Regions from separate parts of the Mus musculus genome. Here region 2 is linked to region 1. A link is a loop called in an ENCODE intact Hi-C map of the cell type or tissue named here. Cell type or tissue: left cerebral cortex. All regions are shown on one strand. Each heading gives the region's core, and the rest is flanking DNA. Links, peaks and the distances in the headings are about the cores only. Region 1 holds the start of Gm47944 (a long non-coding RNA gene). Region 2 has its middle 13 kb from the start of Gm30346.

What was found. Peaks named below come from ENCODE experiments on the same cell type or tissue, not always from the same donor. Only the 100,000 strongest peaks of a DNase experiment are listed, where the experiment ranks them.
Region 2: it touches region 1 in a loop (2.8-fold over the local background); 20 of 42 quality-filtered maps call a loop at or near these places.

Annotation. Positions count from the first base shown.
Region 1 is chr10:78,517,559-78,522,937 of GRCm38, reverse strand. Olfr1358 (olfactory receptor 1358) reads right to left here. Exons shown (of 2, transcript NM_001370810.1): 2 at 1,655-3,325. The coding sequence ends at 2,372. Gm47944 (a long non-coding RNA gene) reads left to right here and starts at 3,030. Exons shown (of 2, transcript XR_003948916.1): 1 at 3,030-3,208. In left cerebral cortex, for the core only: a CTCF peak has its summit at 2,151 (motif pointing left); a DNase peak (open chromatin) is centred at 2,536.
Region 2 is chr10:78,602,329-78,607,707 of GRCm38, reverse strand. No RefSeq gene overlaps it. Among named protein-coding and RNA genes, the nearest start is that of Gm30346, 13 kb to the right of the region's middle. In left cerebral cortex, for the core only: CTCF peaks have their summits at 2,214 and 2,419; a DNase peak (open chromatin) is centred at 2,429.

The DNA of each region.
Region 1 (5,379 bases), core at 73-5,072:
TTGGAGACTTAACACATACACACACACACACAAATAACACAAAGATACTTGTTTATTGCTACTTTATTCACAATAGCAAGAAAATGGAACCAGACTAAATGCCCACAAAAAATGAATGGATAAAAAAAAAAACTAGCAATGTACATAATGGAATTTTATTCAGCCATAAGGAAAATTGAAATCATTGCACATACAGAAAAATGCATGGAAGTAGAGATCATTGCCTTAAGTGAAATAAGCCAGATTCAGGAAACTGACTCTGGGGCTGGAGAGATGGCTCAGTGGTTAAGAGCACTGGCTGCTTTTCCAGCGGACCTGGGATCCCAGCACCCACTGGACTGCACACAACTGTCTATCACTGTTGAAACAGGAGAACCAGTGCAACTCTTCTGGCTTTGTTGGGTGCCAAACACACGCTTGGTGCACAGACATCTATGCAAGCATAAGACTCATACACATTTTTAAAATAATAGTTTTAAATAAAATTTTGAGAAATACAAGTATATTTTTTTTTCATGAGTGGTTCCTAGATTTAAATTGATACAAGTGTTCATACAGAGGGATCTGTGCTATGGTGAGACTAGAAATGGGACCATGAGATGGGAGAAAAGATCCCTTATCTTTGCTCTGTGTGTGTGTGTGTGTGTGTGTGTGTGTGTGTGTGTGTGTGTGCGCGCGTGTGCGCGCACACATTCAAGGAAATGTACGTTTGGGGTGTGGTAAACATAAGAATGGAGAACATGTGACTTAAAAGCAGAAGAACACTGTTTGGAGAAGAAAGGGACCAGCAAGATGGAGCTAAGGGGTTGGAGTGGAAATGGGGGAGGAGGATGAATATTGAACAAAGTTTAGCAACACATATGTATGAAATGCCTCTAAGAAATCCACTATAAGAGGGGCAGATCTGGGAGAGAGGGGAGGTGGGAAGGAGGGACTGGGAGGAGAAGAGGAAGGGGAAACTGGAGTCAGTATAATATATGAGAGAAGAAGAAATTTTTAATTTTTTTAATTAGGTATTTTTCTCATTTACATTTCCAATGCTATCCCAAAAGTCCCCCATACCCCCCCCCCCACTCCCCTACCCACACACTCCCACTTTTTGGCCCTGGCGTTCCCCTGTACTGGGGCACATAAAGTTTGCGTGTCCAATGGGCCTCTCTTTCCAGTGATGGCCGACTAGGCCATCTTTTGATACACATGCAGCTAGAGTCAAGAGCTCCAGGGTACTGGTTAGTTCATAATGTTGTTCCACCTATAGGGTTGCAGCTCCCTTTAGCTCCTTGGATACTTTCTCTAGCTCCTCCATTGGGGGCCCTGTGATCCATCCAATAGCTGACTGTGAACATCCACTTCTGTGTTTGCTAGGCCCCGGTGTAGTCTCACAAGAGACAGCTATATCAGGGTCCTATCAGCAAAATCTTGCTAGTGTATGCAATGGTGTAAGAATTTTTTTTTAAATCCATTATTTTGTATGCTAACTTAAATTTTTTTGAGCCAGGCAGAGGTGGCACACGCCTTTAATCCGAGCACTCAGGAGGCAGAGGCAGGCAGATTTTTATAAATTCAAGAGCCTGCATGACAGAGAGAGTTCCAGCACAGCCAAGGCTATACAGAAAAACCCTGTCTTGAAAAACAAGCAAACAAAGCTAAACTAAAAGTACTTTTTTTTTTTTAATTGCACTTAAATGTGTGATTCTGACCAAAAGGCAGTCTTGAGCAGCCGGGGGAGGGGGGAAATACCCACCCTTGCATTCCCACCGAGCTAAAACTCTGGCCTGTGGTCCTCACTCCCTCTCCTGGTTAAAACTTCTATGTGGACACTGGAGTGGGGTGGAAAACGGGAGTGATGTAAATGTAGTTCTTATATATGAAGTCCTCAAATAATATTTTAAAACCCACAGTTTTTCTTTAAACACTGTTCTCTGTTGGGAGGATCACTAGCATGAAGTTGAGTGGGTAGGGAGGTAAAGAGGATCTCGGATAAGAAAGACTATAATGAAAATATGTTACATGAAAAAAATTAAGAAACTAAAATGATAATAAAAATAACAAAAATGTTAAAGAAAAAAACTGCCCTCTGCCCCTCTCCATCCATGAGTTGTATCAGTGGCGCCCTCCACTGGCAAACATTAGGCATTACAGATCACATTGCACCACATCAAGTCCAAGAATCCATGATAAAGATAAGTCACCCTTTACTGTGGTTACATATTCTCAGGCACTGGCAGATAACAGAAGTTACTTCATCTGGCATAGAATTGCTTCCTCTCTTCCCAGTAGGGAACTAGAGTTCCGGGATGAAGGTCTTGGTTTTTTTTTTTTTTTTAATATACTTGTATTAATTATTAGAGAAGCAAATAGACACAAGTTTTTACTTAAATGCTCCACAGCCCCGTGCCAGGTTTTTCCTCAGCGCTACCCTCACCTCCTTGTTCCTCAGGGTGTAAACCACAGGGTTCAGCAGCGGTGTCACCACGGTGTAGAACACCGCCACCAGGCGGTCCTGGGAGGGATTAGCCCCAGAGTCCGGCCTCAGGTAGATGATGGAGGCACAACCAAAATGTACGATGACCACCGTGAGGTGGGCTGCGCAGGTAGAGAAGGCTTTGCGCCGGCCAGAGGCCGAAGGGATCCTCACAATGGCAGCCACAATGAAGGCGTAGGAGAGGAGAATGAAGAGGAAGGAGACCAGCACCACGAGGATGCTCAGGAAGAAGATGCCAAGTCCCTTGAGTGAGCTCTCATCACAGCTGAGCTTCAGCACAGGCGCAATGTCACAGAAGAAGTGCTCCACATGGCCTGCGCCACAGAAGGGTGAGGAGAAGATCATGCAGGTCTCAATCAAGGCCACTGAGAAACCAGAGCAGAAAACCAAGGCTCCCAAACACAGGCAGACGGTGGGTCTCATGATCACAGAGTAGCGCAAGGGATGGCAGATGGCCACATACCTGTCATAGCCCATCAGGGTAAGGAGGAAACAATGGCTGCAACCCAAGCCTAGGAAGAAGAACATCTGGGCCCGACAGCCCGCGATGGAGATGGCCTGGCTCTCCATCAGCAGATGAGCCAGCATATTGGGGATGGTGACCAGTGTGTAGCAGGTCTCAGAGAGGGAGAGCACGGCCAGGAAGCGGTACATAGGTGTGTGGAGAGTGCGATCCACCTGGATGATGGTGATGATGGTGGCATTGCCACTGAGTGTGACCAGGTAGGTGAGGAGGAACAAGATGAAGAGAGTGGGCCTCAGTTCTGGGAGGTTGGAGAATCCCACCAGCAGGAACTCTGTCACCAGCCAGGTCCCATTGTCCTGCTGCTTCTCAGGCGCCTGAGAGGAGATAGGGTTACTGGAACAAAGCAGGGCAGTGAGGCTTGGCTAGGCACCAGGTGTGGGGTAGGAGAATCATCACTGGCTTGCAGACAAGACAGAGGGATTCAGGAATGATCACTTATTACCCAACCAGCAAGGTGTCTCCTCAACATATAAGAAGATAAAAGAATTAACCAGGTGGTGATGGTGGTGCACGCCTTTAATCCCAGTAGCGGCATAAACAGACAAATCTCTGAGTTTGAGGCCAGCCTGGTCTACAGGGTGAGTTTCAGGATAGCCAGGGCTACACAGAGAAACCCTGTCTCAAAAGAGCAAGGGAGGGAGAGAGGGGCAAGAAAAGAGAAAGGAGAGAGACAGAGAGACAGAGACAGAGACAGAGACAGAGACAGAGACAGACAGAGAGAGGGGAAGAAGGAAGGGAGGGAGGGAGGGAGGGAGGGAGGGAGGGAGGGAGGGAGGGAGGGAGGGAGAGAGGGAGAGAGGGAAGAAAAAGGGAAGGAAGGAAGGAAGGAAGGAAGGAAGGAAGGAAGGAAGGAAGGAAGGAAGGAAGAAGAAAAGAGATGCTGGAGAGATGGCTCTGAGTACTGGCTGTTCTTTGAGAGGACCCGGGTTTGATTCCCAGGACCCACACGGCAGCTCAAAACTGTCTCTGATCCAGCACTCTTACATAGATGCACATGAAACACACATGAAATAAAAACAAAACAAAGGAAAAAATTATAAATCAGGGCCTGAAGAAATGACTCCGTGGTTAAGAGGACTTCCTCTTCTTTTGGAGGATGACAGTTTACTTCTTAGATCCAATAGTAGGTGGCACACCCACACATTAAAATAAATCTTTTTTTAAAAAAATCACAAAGAAACAAATTGAAGCCTACAGCACCCAGTATTCCTAGGTCTCCCATCCAAGTACTAAGCAGGTCTAATCTTGCTCGGCTTCTGAGGACAAACAAGGTCAGGTACACTCAGGGCAATATGGCCATAGACACAAAGTAAAGATCTTCAGATGGGGAAAGAAGACAGTAAGGCCATTGCTAGCTTATTTAGATCTAGGAAGAAATCCTAGATAAGAACTCCTGACCCAACAGTGTTTGGAAAACAAAATGAAGCAGGGAAGTCAGACAGCCAATAGTGGTACACTACTCAGCTAAGGAGATGCTCGGTGGGGGGAAGAATGCTTGCTGTTCAAGTGTGGGGACCTGAATCCCCAGAACAGACTTGTAAGGGACATGATGACTCCTGGCAGCTGGCTGCACCCCTCTGAGCCTTATCTGTGAACTCAAAGACAACTCCTATGAACTCACAGTTGACAAATAGTGCTATGAATAAATTCCCAACCCTAAAACTGAGAACTGGAAATCCTGCATGTGGCTGGACTACCAGCACTCTAAGATCTTTCATTAAGACACGTCTTCCAAATGAACTGAAAACCTGATTCAAACACAGAACTCCAGGTACTAGCATTCTGATAGCTAAAAGAACCTGGCTGAGACATGTTGTAAACAAGGGACCAGATTCATGTTCCCACTTCTTAGACAGGAAGACCATCAAGTCCAAGAAGTCACTTGATGGGACCTGAAACCCCCATCTGCTTACTTAGAGTCCATGAAATGTGCACCCAACAAAGATCCTGAAACAGCACTTGCCTGCAGGAGTTACCTGTGGGTGCTGAGTTCAGGGACCTGCCAGTGTCATCCCCACTGTGACAGCCAGAGACCCAGGGTCCTTCCTGAGAAGTGTGTCTGTGTGCCCCTGTAGCTCTGAGCTGCATGAGCCTGTAGCCCCGCACTCCCTAACCCTCCTCTCTCTGTCTCGCCACCACCTGTACACAGGTTCTGTGTCTGCAGGGTTCAGAGGTGGGAGGGGCTCCCTCCCGTTCCCTCTGAGCACATTATAGATTCTCCTAGGTGCTACAGACCCAACCCAAAATTGGAATTAAACACCTTTGAAACAAGCTCCATGGAAGGAAGTCACTGTTCAATCTGAAAATTTTTCTCTCCCTCCATTCATTTGTAGATCTCTCCCTAAGGTGGGGATGGTCAGATGGCTTC
Region 2 (5,379 bases), core at 119-5,118, 85 kb before region 1:
GAAGCTACTATTAGGGCAGCTGAGATCAAAACGCTGGACCCCTAGTCTTGACAAGGACACGTTTTTGCTCTAAATGTATTATAGAGCAGGGGCTACAAGCCGCAGCTTACAGGGTAAATCCAGTCCACATCCTGGTTTTGTATAACTGGCAAGCTGGGGCTGACTTTTCCATTTCTCTGTGCTTAGTTTGGTTTTATGTTTTGTTATTTCAGGTTTTGTTTTATTTAAGATTTATTTTATTTTTTTGCCAGGCACTGGTGGTGCACACACCTTTAGTACTAACATTCAGACGGCAGAGGCATGCAGATTTCTGATAGTGCAAATTCAGCTTGTTTTACATAGTGAGCTCCAGGATGTCCAGAGCTACATATTCAGACCCTACCTCAAACAAGAACAACGATTTGTTTTTAATTGTGTGTACGATGGCAGGAATGTAAGTGTGTGCGGGTGCCTGCAATCCAGAAGAGGGTGCTGGATCCCCTGGAGCTAGAGGTGCTTAAAATCTCCAGTCACACCGACACGCACTGACCAGGGCCGTGGATCAGTGTGTCAGAGAGCAATGTCTCAGACTTCAAAGACAGCAAAACTTTAATAAGCATTGCCCTAGAAAGTGCATACTAGGTGGGATCAAAAGCACTCCACTTGGGCCCCAGGACAGGATTTGCTAAGGGGAAGTCTCAGAAGGTCTGCCGGAGCACTCCAGGCTTCCCCAGCAGGGTCCAAAGTTAGCTCTTTGGATGACGACATAAAATTTTTGAGACACTGCTTCCTGTAGTTCAGGCTGGTCTCACACTTGCTGTACACAAGACCTGCTTTGAACTCCAAATTCTCCTATCTCTACTACTTAGGTGCCACACTCCCAGGGTTTGGATGGATTTTAAGTTCTACTTTCACTCTCATCAGGAGCTAGCATTTGGGTCCTCCCTCTTTTGATACAACAGGAGACACACTCAGCCAGGCTCCATCCCTTGTCTTCTCAGAAGCCTTGCTCTATTTCCCAGAGACTCATTATGCAGGACACAGACCTATTCCTACCCCCTTGATATATAAACACTGCCTTGCCTACCATGAAAACCTGGTTTTCATATGTATGCCTCAAGGCACTCGGCCAGTACTTACACCCCATCTCTATCCAAACTAAAATTGGGCTGAAGTTCTGGCCACTTATAAAGAGGCACATATAAAAAGGCACACAAGGTGTTGACTGCTAACCCCACACTGTCCTGGGTATATCTGCCTTTTCACTGGCCCACTAACCTGCTTTGACCTGCCTGTGCTTTGCATTGGTTGCACATGAGTGGCAGGGTCAGCTCTCAAGTGCTCTTACCCTTCAGGGATGGCTCACCCTTGCCTCCATTACAAGGGCCAGTTCTACTCTGCTGCTCAGGTAAGGCGCAGGGCCTGCTCACCAGTGTCCCCAGCAGGGACAATATACACAGCCCCTGGTCATCCATATGGTCCCTGGTAGCTTCTCTGACCAGGGACATTCACATGTTCTCTAGTGGTTGTATGAGCCGTGGATATCGACACCAACTCCTGCCACTGTGTAGCTGCAACTCAGACATGGCCCTCAATGGCAGCTTGGTCTGGGACCTCACCATGGTCCCTGGTAGGGGGCCTGGCCACTCACAGCAGGCTACTCCTCTCCATACTAGAATCTCCAGTTCTATCTCTCTTCATAATGCTCAAGCTATCCCATTTCTGTTTCTCTCCCATCTGACCACTATATACTCACAAATTTTGGTCACTCCTTCTGCAGGCTGGTCACAAGGCTAGCAGGCCCCTGGGTGGCATCCTCCATTCATGCTGTGTGGCAGCAAGCAGGTATCTATGGCCCACCTGTGCTATGTCCAGAGAGCAGGTCTATGAGTGGCTTGGCAGCCTGCAGGTCTCTCTCTGTCTTCCTCCTCCTATGCTAGACATGATTTGATTTTATTTGATCTTTATGACTCCTAGGCATGAGACAGCTTTAGACATCAAACCAGGCATCGAGTTCTGGCTCTTGACTGACATCTGCTCTGCCCTTAACTAAGAACACCACCACCACAGTGTCTCTTCGCCCATTGCCAGGGGGTGTTTGTTTGTTTTTAAACTTTATTCTTCTCTCATAAAAATACTTTTTAGTATTTATGTGTTTGTTTACTTATTTATTTTCTTTTAAAGACAGGGTCTCACTATATAGCCCTGGTCACCCTGGAACTTGCTATGTAGGCCAGGCTGAATTTGAACTCACAGAGATCTGCTTGCCTCTGCCTCCCGAGTGCTGAGATTAAAAGCCTGAGTGGGATTTTTTCTTTCTTTCTTTCTTTCTTTCTTTCTTTCTTTCTTTCTTTCTTCTTCTTTTTTTTTTTTTTTTTTAGATTTTTATTTGTACGAATGTTTTGCCAGGATGCATGCAGTATCTACAGCAGCCCAAAGAGGGTGCTCCAATCCCAGACCTGGAGTTATAAATCACCATGTAGAAGATGACAGGGAACCTGGGCCTTTGCAAGAGCCTCAAGCGTACATTTAACCTCTGAGTTTTGTTTTGTTTTGTTTTGTTTTGTTTTGTTTTGTTTTGTTTTAAAGAAAATATCCAATAGAAGAAAAAAGAAGAAGAAGAAGGAGGAGGAGGAGGAGGAGGAGGAGGAGGAGGAGGAGGAGGAAGAGGAAGAGGAAGAGGAGGAGGAGGAGGAGGAGGAGGAGGAGGAGAGAAAAGAGATAAAATAAGAAAGAAAGAAGCCATGGATTTAGAATAGAAATAGAAAGGTGTGAATTGGATCTGAGCAAAGATAAGGAATAGCATGGGTGTGGGGAGGTGTGATTGCTCAAAACACACTGAATGCATGTTCCGATTTCTCAAATAATCAATAAAATAGATCTAATTTAAAAACAATGCCTAACACAATTAAAGTGTTACGTGCACAATTTCTATATTCTACTGTTAAAGACTAAAGACAAGATTCGTTCTGCTTGTGTTCAATACAGATGCAGCTTTACTCTCATCTCCCGTTGGAGGGTTAACTTCGCTAATGCAGAAATCCATGGATACAACCCAACTGTACACCATTTCTCTTATGATGACCTGGATGCACGGCCTGGATAGCTCATCAATACTTATTCCGTGTTCCCAGAGATTAGCATTAGAACTGTATGTTGCTCCAAAGAAATAACTTTTTAAGAATTGAATCATAAATCATGTGGAATTTGTAATGATTAAGAACAGATCACATGTAATTTTCTTTGAATTAAACTTAAGACTGACTTTAAAAAAAAAAAAACCTCTCACTATATAGACTAGGCAGTTCTCAAATTTGCAATCTTCCTGCTTCTGCCTTTTAAGGGCTATGGTAACAGGTGTGTTCCACTGCCTTGTGTCCTGGTTCTTATATTTTGATTTTCTCTGCTTTGCTTTGTTTTAATCATGAGGAAAAAATCAAAACAAGAATTTTTTGCTCTAATTATATAAAAGTCTAAATCTGAAGCCCACAGAGTTTCACCCAAATACAACCATACCCGCTTGTTTACACATGCCCTCCTTCAGCCTTCTAGCACAAAACTGAGCGGTCTCAGAGATCTTAAATACAAAGTCTGAAATGTTTGCTAGTGACTGAAGAATGAGCCTTCCTCCATCTTACTTATAGTAAAGACAAGTTAGGTTCATTCCTGCTTATGATTAAACCTCTGTTTCTCAAGGATTGGCCATTCTCAGTTGTCAACTTGCCTGCATCTGGAATGAACTAATCTAGAAATGGAGGGCACACCATGATCAGGATGTTGAGGCAAGTGAACAACATGCCTTTGATCTGGATCTTGAGGCTGGAAGACTCAGGATTTTGATTTGGATCTTGAAGTGGGATGGCACGTGCCCTTAATACCGAGCTTGAGGCACACCTTTAATTTGGGCCATACCTTCTGCTGGAAGTCTATATAAGGATTCCTCCATTCTACACCTCCTTGCCCTCACTTTGCCAGTACATCCATTCCTTCACTGGCATTGGAGCCTATTTCTTCAGGATTCCAGCTTATACAGAAGAGCAGCTGAGACACCCAACCTTGTGGGACTGAGCAACTACTAGATTCTCGGGCTTTCATTCACAACTAGTCATTGTTAGATTATTTGGACTGTAGTCTGTAAGTCATTCCAGTATTCCATATATGTATATATTCTATATATATTCGATATGTTCTATATATCCTTTCTATGTATAATATTCATATACTAAAAGGGAAAGAGATACGTTCCAGAAGTTCTGTGACTCTAGAGAACCCTAACTAACACAAATGGCAATCATGTCTTTGTTTTAAAAAGTTGCTTATAACTATCTTGCAACCCTACCTTTGTTTCAAAAGGTTATCTGATGACCTATGACACCTTGTTAGGTCCATCTTGTAACCATGTCTTTGTCTTAGAAGGTCATTAGAACTAACTTGTTATGCTCCAGTAAAACTGCCTGTTTTGCCTACTAAATGCCCCACTTGAAAATTCCATACTCCTGACCTACAAAAGTGCTGTCTTCCCCATAGCCAATGCTGCCTCTCAAACTCCACCTTAGAGGGAGGCAGCCCATATACACAAATTTAAAACCTTGCTTTAATTAAATTGGTTATGATGATTTGGGGATTACCTAGGACTCTGTGTTGTACAGCAGTTTCCTTGGCACTGAAACATTGCCTTCAACTCCTGAAACTCTGGAAGTAAACAAACCTCACAGAACTAAAAAGCTGAAGTTTACAAGATTTACCAGGACTCCTCCACCCAGGTTATGGACAGCTGCTGGGGGAGGAGATGCTTACCAGAAGAGCTGCTCAAGGAAGGCCTGGAACCTTCTCCAGCTGCCTGCAAATCATGCAGAAAGCCCCAGGGTTGTGGTTTCATTAAGTGGTGGACTTTTCAGTAATGCAGCTGCTTTTAAGTCATCCCTGCTCATCTTAGTAACTCCTCACCTATATTCCTGTTAACAAACTCTTCAGCTCTCCAAGTTGCTGCAATATTACTTTGGTCTATTGTGGGTTCTCTATCTTTGTTGAGTGTGTGTGTGTGTGTGTGTGTGTGTGTGTGTGTGTGTGTGTGTGTGTGTGTTTTGGTGTGTGTGTTGGTGTGTGTGTTGGTGTGTGTGTTGGTGTGTGTGTTTTGGTGTGTGTGTGTGTATGTTGGTGTGTTGGTGTGTGTTGGTGTTTCTCCCCAGGAAATGCCTCACAGAACAGTCTGCCAATTCTACAAAAAAGTAGAGAATTTGGATACAGTTCAGAAATAAAGCACTTTCCTATAAGAAAGTTCTTTTTTCCTCTTAGAAATATTAAACCCAATAAGAGCCCGTATTTCTTAACTTTTCCCCTTTATCATTTAGCCAATCTCATCAGCTTGTGAAACTGAGCTCCAATCAGGACAATGGGATG